Linked DNA regions of Homo sapiens: all the other regions are linked to region 2. The links are chromatin contacts, found by Hi-C or POLR2A ChIA-PET in ENCODE. All regions are on one chromosome and are shown on one strand. Each heading gives the region's core, a stretch centred on a gene start or an enhancer-like site at or near the end of the contact. The rest is flanking DNA. Distances are from core to core; before and after follow the strand shown.

What was found. Hi-C counts contacts between places; a loop is a spot of excess contacts on that map. ChIA-PET counts read pairs that join two places held with the same protein, here RNA polymerase II (POLR2A). Pooled maps may share reads with other maps.
Region 1: a map of GM12878 shows a loop between it and region 2 (2.7-fold over the local background). The contact joins two enhancer-like sites. A Hi-C loop is called at or near these places in 1 of 168 maps with a recorded cell type or tissue (GM12878), 22 of 37 single-sample maps with no recorded cell type and 7 of 50 pooled maps.
Region 3: a loop to region 2 is called in a map with no recorded cell type, with 5 times the contacts of the local background. The contact joins two enhancer-like sites. A Hi-C loop is called at or near these places in 2 of 168 maps with a recorded cell type or tissue (mammary epithelial cell and naive thymus-derived CD4-positive, alpha-beta T cell), 8 of 37 single-sample maps with no recorded cell type and 12 of 50 pooled maps. POLR2A ChIA-PET finds 5 or more read pairs at or near these places in 4 of 52 experiments (activated CD4-positive, alpha-beta T cell, activated CD4-positive, alpha-beta memory T cell, activated CD8-positive, alpha-beta memory T cell and 1 more).

The regions. Positions count from the first base shown.
Region 1 is chr18:45,104,966-45,108,317 of GRCh38, reverse strand. The region is part of intron 3 of LOC105372091 (a long non-coding RNA gene); the gene reads left to right. Among named protein-coding and RNA genes, the nearest start is that of MIR4319, 140 kb to the right of the region's middle. Within about 2 kb of position 1,862, at least 4 of the 41 ENCODE cell types and tissues checked have a DNase peak (open chromatin) inside an H3K27ac peak, as active enhancers do.
Region 2 is chr18:44,907,921-44,911,214 of GRCh38, reverse strand. The region is part of intron 3 of SETBP1 (SET binding protein 1); the gene reads right to left. Among named protein-coding and RNA genes, the nearest start is that of MIR4319, 61 kb to the left of the region's middle. Within about 2 kb of position 1,859, at least 2 of the 41 ENCODE cell types and tissues checked have a DNase peak (open chromatin) inside an H3K27ac peak, as active enhancers do.
Region 3 is chr18:44,724,164-44,727,084 of GRCh38, reverse strand. All of the region lies in intron 2 of SETBP1 (SET binding protein 1), which reads right to left. Among named protein-coding and RNA genes, the nearest start is that of SETBP1, 45 kb to the right of the region's middle. RefSeq lists enhancers at 1,382-1,571, 1,702-1,751. Within about 2 kb of position 1,329, at least 21 of the 41 ENCODE cell types and tissues checked have a DNase peak (open chromatin) inside an H3K27ac peak, as active enhancers do.

The DNA.
Region 1 (3,352 bases), core at 613-3,112, 200 kb before region 2:
AAAGTGGGAAGAGAATAGGAGTGGCTTGGGCAGAGACTTCTAGTTTTTAAAGGCAGTGCTGTAAAAGTCAGCAAGATGGGGTGTGCTTGGCATCTTATTGGCACAAGGATGCCAGTGTGGTTAAGAAGTGAGCAGGAGAAAGCATTGTTAGAGGTGAGATCAAAGAGGTGATGGGGTCAATGGTATAGGACTTGTGGGTCTTTCTAAATGAACTTTGAGTTTTACTCTGAGTAAAATAAAGGCACTGGAGGGTTTTGGATAAAGAAATGGCATAATTTGATTTATGTTTTAACAGAATCATGCTGTTGAAGCTAGAATGAAGAGTCCAAGGTTAGGAGTAGGAGAAGTTAAGAGAGCTCTACCATAATGTAGGCACGAGATGAAGGGATTTTAGTGGTTTAGGTGAGACGGTAGCAGTGCAGGTAGTCAGAAGTGGTCATCTAAGCCAAAAGTTGCTGATGGATAGGATGTGGGGTAAGAGAAAGTGAGGAGTCAGTGATGACACTGAGGTATTTGGCATGAATCAGTACCAGAATGGTGCTATCACTAATCAAGACAGAGAGAACTGCAGAGGAGTCAGTTTTTGGGGAAAGGTCAGAGCTCAGTTTTTGACATATCAGTACCTTTCTGGTGGATCCAGTGCTGTGTGAGAAGGAGTCCTTGCAAGAGCCTCAGCCAAGGGTTCCAAACTATGAATAAGTAGTTATTCAGTGAGTCAGTCTATCTATCAGAAAATATTTGTTGCGCACTTACTGCATTCCAGGCAGTGTTCCAGGCTCTTAGGCTACAATAGTGACTAAGTCAAACCAATCCTCTTTTGTTATGGGCTTACCTTTTTGTGAAGGGATACAGAGGTAAAAGGTAGATGGTAAAAGATAAGATGGATGATAAAAAATAAGAATCTAGACCTTTATTCTCCTTATGTTAGTCAGCTATCCTTTGGTTATGAGCACTAGAAGACGGATGGATGGATGGATGGATGAATATAGATGAGTAGATGGGTAAGTGGATAAAGATATAATATGATATAATATGATAGATATACATGAGATGATTTCAGAAAGTGCTAAGTCCTATGAAGAAAATGAAACAGAACGAAAATAAATACATTTTAAGAAGAAGGACCCATTGTGGAAGCTGCTTTAGGCAGGGTGGCCAGGAAAGAATTATCTTAGAAACTGATACACAAACTGAGATCTAAATGACAAGGAACAGCCAGCTACAGCGAGATCTGGGAGAAAATATTCTAAGTTTAAAAGAGACGAAATCAAAGTCCTGAGCTGATGGTGTCCTTTGTGTGTCCAGGGCACAGAAGGAAGGCCAGTGAGGCTGGAGTGTGGTGAATATGGGACAGAGTGGTAGGAGGATTGGAAGAAGATACAGCGAAATAGGTAGGCAAGCGTCAGATCAGGTAGGACCTTCAGGCTGCAGGAGAAGTTTAGATTTTATTACAAATGTAAAGATAAATCACAGGAGGGATATCAACAGGAGGGTTTCCTAAGCTGATTTGTATTTTTGAAGATCTCTCCCATAGCTTTGTGAAGACTGGCCATATAATGAAACAACAGAGAGAAGAGAGGAACTGCTGGGCGGCTGTTGAAGTGGGTTGTAGCACTGAGATAACAGTTGTGGGATTTGGCAGCATATACTAGAGCCACTCTAGCCAATACAGTAGCTACGAGAGTGCCACATGTGACTCTTTCTATTTACATTTATGTTAATTAAAAATAAATTAAATTTTCAGTTTCTTAGTCACACTAGTCACATTGCAAGTGCTCCACAGCCACATGTGACTTGTGGCTTTTGTGTTGGACAGATATAGAACATTTTTGTCATCACAGGAAGTTCTACTGGGCAGTGCTGCTGCAGTGGTAAAGCCACAATGTCTCCATACCAACTAGCTGGAACAGCTGTAGATAAAGACAATGCAAGATTTTCACATCAGATAGATCATCAGGAAAGCAGAAACAGACCAAATGCTTCAGATTTTTTTTTAATCTAAAACAGGCAAAAGTTGATGTTGGTTTGATATCTTTCTTCTCCTATTTCTGTAAGATTATTGGATTATCACAGACTGGTGCTTTCTGACCTCCACAGTCCATATTCCTTCTGTATCTAGCCTTTTATCCTGATAAATTCCTAGTAAGAACCTAGACCTTTATTCTCCTTAGTCAGCTATCCTTTGGTTATGAGCACTAAAAGTCTATTCAAACTAGTTTAAATATTAGAAAGAAGTTATACATGTAAATATATAACTCATAGAACCCAATGGCTACATAATGGGGTATCATAGGACCTGCAGAGTTGGGAGATACTAAGAATTTCTCATCTCTGCTTCATTTTTCTGTCACAGATGAGCTTCTCTACTCGTGCACTCATCACGTAAATCAGAGCAGTACCCAAAAGTGGCCACACCCTTTGAATCTATATAGGTTTCTAGTTAAAGCACTGACACTCATTAATTTAATCTACTTAATCTAGGAGTTCCTTTTTAATTCTGAAAAGAGACATGGATTTCCTGAGCTTCATCTGGTGTAGTTAGCCATGGCATGGCTTGGGGAGCTTCTGGTACTTGGGGTTACATTTCAAAGAGGAGGTTCTCTAGAAGGTGGTGTGAATGAAGAAGAAACAGCAGTAAAGAAATGACTGCCATTTTTGCCAGTGTCCTGTTCTTACTCAGTATTCATGGAACCTAGTGAAGATTATACCAAAGCTACAACAGGCCAGACAGGCACCTATTAGTTATACATGTATTTAGCAATAAGCTTGGCATTCTAGAAGACATGAGTCCTATGCTGTAGGTATTTACTAATTGCTAGACATTCCTTAAGCAGAATCCTTACCTTCAGAGGAAGGAACCAAAAGGAATAAATCAGGCAATCAACCTTTGACTAGTGTTATTACAAGTAAAGGGAAAAGACTCAGAAAACTGGTAATTTCACAAAAGTATTGAGGGAGATAGATGTTCTTGTATCCATGACTACTCAGGCCTTCTCTGGTTTCATCCCTAATTCCTTGCTCTGAATTCAGATGGCTTCTTGCCATCTGACAAGATCACCTATGGTAACTTCTTGGTGGATGCTCATAACTAGAAGCTTGAAGACACAGGCTGTGGTTTCTTCATCCTTTATCCAAAGCACAGTTTCTGGCATAGTAGATGTCCCATAGATGTTAAATGCATGGGTGGATGGATGGATAATGATTAAAGCCTCAGTTGAAAAGTTTGGCATTCTTATGAATTCTGCTTAGTCCCCCTGGAGAGGCCAGATCCTCTTCTTCATCCACATCTTTATCCTTTTTTACCAGTCTTTTTCAAGAGCAGGGAATTTGTATTGGTATTGAGGACTTTGAC
Region 2 (3,294 bases), core at 610-3,109:
AAAGATACACCATAGAAAATGAGGGTAATCATATTAGACCAAGATGACTCATCACAGATACAACATTTTCAGGTAAGGGATCCTCCCTCCCCCACTCCAAATTTGAGCCAGGTCCAATGGTCTTTTTATTTTATGGAAACTGTTTCTCACTTTTCCTTTCTTTCCCAAAGAAATTACAGCCTGTGTTACACAGCACTAATGCATGTACATACACAAGGGGGTATGAAAATCAAAGTCCTATATTGATACCCACAATTTCCCTGGCCTTCACCTTCCATAACTTCAGAGAGTGGCAAGTTAGAATAATGTAGGGTGGATGAAAAGGGTGTGAGGGGCAGGGGGCAACCAGAGGCCTGTACACTTGAACACATGGAGGGACCAGAGGCTGATTTCCCTGTGGGGAGGCACTAGAGGAGAGCTAAAAGTAGAAACAACCCTACCCACTATTAACAACATAAAATGAAATCAGGAGTTCTTATGTACGCTTACAAAACAAAGTAAAATAGATAAAACCCCCTCTAGGTTTTTAGTATGACAGGGCAAGAAATTTAGTTTCCTCTGGGGGAAGAAAAGGGTTGCTCATGAAGATGTTAAGGCCTTCCAATAATGGAGACCCAGGATGCTGACCATGGGCAGGACACTGGCCCGTATCACTGACATCAGGACATTGCTCATATCTTTGCCTGATCTTTGATAAACATGGAGCAGTTTCAATTCAGTTCAACTCACAGAAGGGGAAATAGGTTGTACAGACAACAGCTTCTTTCATCTTCCTGACTCCATCAAAGACATAAAGGTTTGGAAAATCAGGTCAATCCAGATTTGGTTTCAATGGAGCTCTGAGGTAAGGAAAAATGCTAAAAAACACCTTTCTTTACCTGGTCATCCCTCCGCTCACCCCTTCGCCATCTCTTGAATGAGTCAGTCATTGCTGTTTGTCCCTGAATGGTGACCTATTATTATAGAACAGCAGCAATGTGTATGATGGTTACATCATGAAGGCCATAGGAGGGAGTCGGCATGTTTTTAGTGAGAACCTCCTGCTCCAGTTAACAACAATCTCAGAGAGGAAGAGGCATGTCTCGGCATTGTCAATGATGCCAGTAACCCAGACGGCGGGCAGTTCTCAGCCTTCAGAAACACCCATCCGATAGTTATGGACTCAGGTGCTGACTTCTTGAAAGAATGCAATAGGAATTCATAGACAAGAAACCATAGTGTAATCTACGGAATCTTGGAAGGTGCTTCCTTGAAGAAATGAAATTAGGCCACTGCTCTTAAGAGTCTTAATTCCTGAGGGTTGTAAGCTAATTCTGTGATTCTCCAAGTATAGCCAAATTGAGAAAATGCTATTTGAGCTACAGAGACAAGAAACAGAAGAGGGTTGACATGGTATAGCATGGTACGTCTCGGATCAATCCTGGACATACTCCCCTTTAAATATTTATAATTTTGACAAAATACATAACCTGTCTGTGCCTTGGTTTTGTCATCTGTAGAATCAGGATAATAATAACTGTGCTGACTTCATATGAAGGTAATGCATAGCATAAGGTCTTACTTTCAGTGAACGTGAGCTAAGATAACTGTGACAGTAGCATCGGTTACTATAAATAGTTGGGACAGGAGAAGAGAAAAAGCTGTGGTTTGATTGCTTTCTGCTTTAGACTACTCTGAGCCTAGCAGCAGAATTGGTACGATACTCCCTCCTAAGTTCAGAGGACAGACTGAATGAGAAAACCTCAGAGCCTTGGACCTTGGCCAAGATACTCTTCCTTGTAATCTTCATCACTCTGAGTTATATTTGCAGTCAGCCAGGAGAACAAATGACAGCCGAGCAGACACCTACAAACTGGATTACTGGATTCTGGTCCATTCAAATAATGGGGCTTTCCAGCTAGAGGTGGAGTAGCAAGCAGGAACACATTTTCTCCTCGGCCTTGCCCTCCAGATACCAGCCTCTGAAGACAAGCCACTTTCAGTCTAATTCTCTACACACTGCCAGCAGTTAAAGAAGTTCCCCATTTCTCCTTACTCATCCTTCCTTTCAATTGCTCCTTCCTTCTCACCTTTCTGAGAGTAACCACATCCCACCTTAAGGTAGGTGAGGCCATTTTCCTTTACACATCTAGAATTCTTCAATTCTAACACAGGTACCTGGCAGTAGAACCAATCTGGTCCTTGTGTAAGCTGGGAAAGGTCACAGTTTTCAGTGAGTCCAGAGGTGTGATGATGACAATGCTAGGTTAATAAATATGGCAAAAATATATTTTTCTGAAAATGAGGATTAAAATTGGTTGAATTTTATAAAATGAGATAAACAATATAAAATGTGGATTTGAAATTAGTATTTTAAACATTTAAAGCAGAGTTATATTTTGGGGGGCTTCACAAGTACTCTACAGGACATGAATTACCAATCTTTTTAAATACGTGAGAAAATTGAGGCTTAGCAAATCTAGGAGAGCATTAACAAATCTAGGAGAGCCTTTCTACAGATATTGACAAGTTGACCCTAAAATTCATATTGAAATGCCATGGACCTAGAATAGCCAAAACAATCTTGAAAAAGAACAAGGTTGGAGGACTCACACTTCCCAATTTTAAAATTTCTACAAAGCTATTGCAGTCAAGAGTGTGACACTGGCATAAGAAAAGACATATAAATCAATAGAACAGAACTGATTGTCCAGAAATAAACCCTGATACTTATTGCTCATTGACTTTTGACATGGGTGCTAATATAATATAATGGGGAATAAGTCTTTTCAATAAATAAATAGTGCTGGGAAAAGCTGATATACACATGCAAAAGAAGAAAGTGGAGAAGAAGAAGGAGAAGGAGAAAGAAGAAAAGGAGGAGGGGCCAGGTGTGGTGGCTCACACCTGTAATCCCAGCACTTTGGGAGGCCGAGGTGGCGACGTGAGGAGTTCAAGACCAGCCTGGCCAAGTTGGTGAAACCCTGTCTCCACTAAAAATACAAAAATTAGATGAGCATGGTGGTGGGCGCCTGTAATCCCAGCTACTCAAGAGGCTGAGGCAGGAGAATCACTTGAACCCGGGAGGCGGAGGTTGCAGTAAGCTGAGATCACGCCACTGCACTCCAGCCCAGGTGTCAGAGCAAGACTCTGTCTCAAAAAAAAAATAAAAAATAAAAAAGAAGGAGGAGGAGGAAGAAGAAGAGCTGGAGCCCTGCTTTCTACAATACACCAAATAAATTCAAAGTGGATCATAAACCTAAAGGCAAGAGCTAAAGCTATCAATTTCTTAGAAGAAAACATGAGTATATTTTT
Region 3 (2,921 bases), core at 80-2,579, 180 kb after region 2:
AAAGGACTTCAGAGAGAAGAGTCTGAACAGCAAAACTGAAACATGTTTATAGTGTTAAAAAAAATAAAAAGCTGTCCACCTCTTTTATTTTGCATTTGGATAATGCTTTAAACTTTCCAGGATCCTCTGATAACCACTCCACCCTCACGATGGTAAGATCAATGGCAAATGGATTTATCTCCCCAGTTGATCCCAGAATGAAAAACAGAAACAGAGTGTGTGCACAACTGACACACAATAATCTAGCCAGCCCTTTCATCTTGGGCTCTTCTCCACGTATTATTACAAAAACAAATTATGTAACGAAGCACACAGTTGTGTGGCTTGAGGCATTTATTAAAAATAGGGCCTTTATGAAGTCTTTGTGTACTTTACATATTTAATAAACTTCAAGTTCATGTCACTTAGAATCAAACACGTGATGAAATTTGAAAGTAATATTATTACAGTTTATGACTTCTAATCTGCAAATGGGAGGCGGTCCTATATAGCTTTGTGTTTAAGAATATGAACTTTGAAATCAGACTAACTGGACTTCAAACACTACCTCTTTTATATACTCTCTAGATGTCATTTGGCAAGTTATTCAACCTCCCCATGCCAGTTAACTCATCAGCAAAATGAGAACAGTAAGATTTACCTCTTAAGAGTTTTGGGGAGGATTACATATACATTTGCAGGTAGTAGGCTTAGATTGGTGCCTCCCATACAGAACTCAAGAGATAAGTATTATTATTTGATTATTCATAATCTCTTTCAATGATTGCCAGCTTTAGTTACTACAACAAAACAAAGTCCCTACCTTCCTTGAAAAGAATGTATTATGTATCTAGAACTGTTGGAATGAAAATCAAGAAGGCTTGAAATGTCACTTACAAGCTATGTGTAACAACTCACATGAGTTAGTTGTTAAAGTTTAAAAATTATGTAAGGGTTTCATGAAGCTTTAGGAATGGTCCCTGAATTGGTGGAAAGGAAATTCCCTTCTGAACTTAAAAGTCAAAAAACTTCAGAGGGAAGGAATCTTTTAGAGATCTACTCAAGGTCATATGAAAGTTCTTGGTTCTAATTCCATCCAGGCCACCAGAGAGCCAGGAGATGCCCATCCCCTTTGAAGCTTCTCATGCCTCCCTCCCCACCCCTGGCCACTATTACCACCCTACACCCTTTTCTAACCATAGATTTCTAAGTAAAAAAGGAAATTGTCTAAAACTGAAACTGCCTTAGTCTATTATTGGCTTTGGTGGCTGTGGGAAGAAAACGGAGTTGGAGGGGGGAGGTATGTTGATGAAAATAATCTGAGTCATCACTTCCTGGAAGAGGTGACAGCACACCCAGAGCCGCTGGGAAGTCAGGGGGCCGAGGGGGAGGAGGTCCCAGCTCTGCCACAACCTCACATAGCACCGGGAGGATGTCCCTTAACTTCTGTGGGTTCCTATTGGCAAAATGACCCTAAAGGCCTTCCCAGCTATATGCCCCTATAATTCAGGAAAGGTCCTGGTGAATAAACCATCAGTGCTATTCACTGTCAGCCTAGAAAACAAAATGAACCTGTGCTCCTAAAATATGAAAGCCGAATCTTTCAAGCAAGGGCAGGCTGGTTATGGTTGAGTCAAGACATAACTGCTTTGTTTCCTAACTACTTCCCCAAACCCAGACTCTGCCCCTCCACACACACCCCCCAACCCAGTTTTGCTACACAATTCCTTGGACAGTACAGGTAACTCATTAAGAACAGAGGCCCTGGGATAGCCAGACTTAGTGCAGGAATCACTTTATAGTCTCTCTTAGATGTGAAATTATATGAAATTATTCCCCAAACTGTGAGCAGATACAGATGATTACCAGATTTAGATGTTGAAAAGAAAAGAACAATAACAGCATCAAGATGGGAGTCTCACGTGTTGCAATCACCTGCTTATGTGTCTCCCTAGCCTTGGGAGAGAAAACTGGCCCCTTTTACATTTATCTGATGGTAACTCTATGGGCAGCTACTAAACCCTCCTTTGAAAGTAAACCCCCATTGCCAGTGACCATGTGCTAAATGAGTGAGTGAAGAAATGAATGCTGTGCATCCCAAATTAGGAAGCAAGGAAGGAGGGCACATTCATACAGCTCCTTGAACTCTGCACACACTTTGGCTTCTTGCAGTAATTTAATAATATTCTTGCTCATTCATATTCTTTCTTTCCACTTCCAGCCCCACCCCCACTCATTATGTAGTCTGACTGAATACCACTCAAAATATTTTCTCAATTAGAGGAGAAAACAGGAATTTGCCACTTGTCTGCCTCTATTCTGCTGCCTGTCAGCCTTCAGCAAATATTTCAATCCTGGGCCTTTGCCTGCTGCTAACCCCTGTCCTTTAACCCTTGACCCTGTCCTCTTCAAATCCTCTAGGCTTTACCTTCTCATCCTCCCAGCCCAGACACTCCACTCCAGGGCTGGTGTCACAGGCTACTATGTTTAACCACAAGAGGTACAGTGATGCCCCTAAAGCAATCAGAACAAGAGCTGTGCTTCTGAGATTTGCTTATCTGATCAAAAGATGCTCAGAAAAATTAACATATCACAGTGGATGAGAGACAATCTGTAAACAGACTCCCACTCTCACTTACCTATCTCTGGTCTTCAGAGCCTCTTCTCTGGTCTAGGCCAGCTCCCCTCCCCCACCCTATATCCTAACTCCCTTAAATGGGCATGTCACTGAGATTAGAGGCTCAGGGGTTGGCTGTAAGATGCAGAAATAAAATGGAAATCATGTCCGCTAGAGCAGTAAGATGCAGAGCTCCTCTTTGACTTTTCCCAACATTCACATTCAGCCAAACCACAAGATAATTTGCTTCTAAACCCCTGTCCCAACTTCCTCTAACCACTGCAACTTCCCTGGCTCCAGCTAAACCCCCAGCCCTGTGACATCC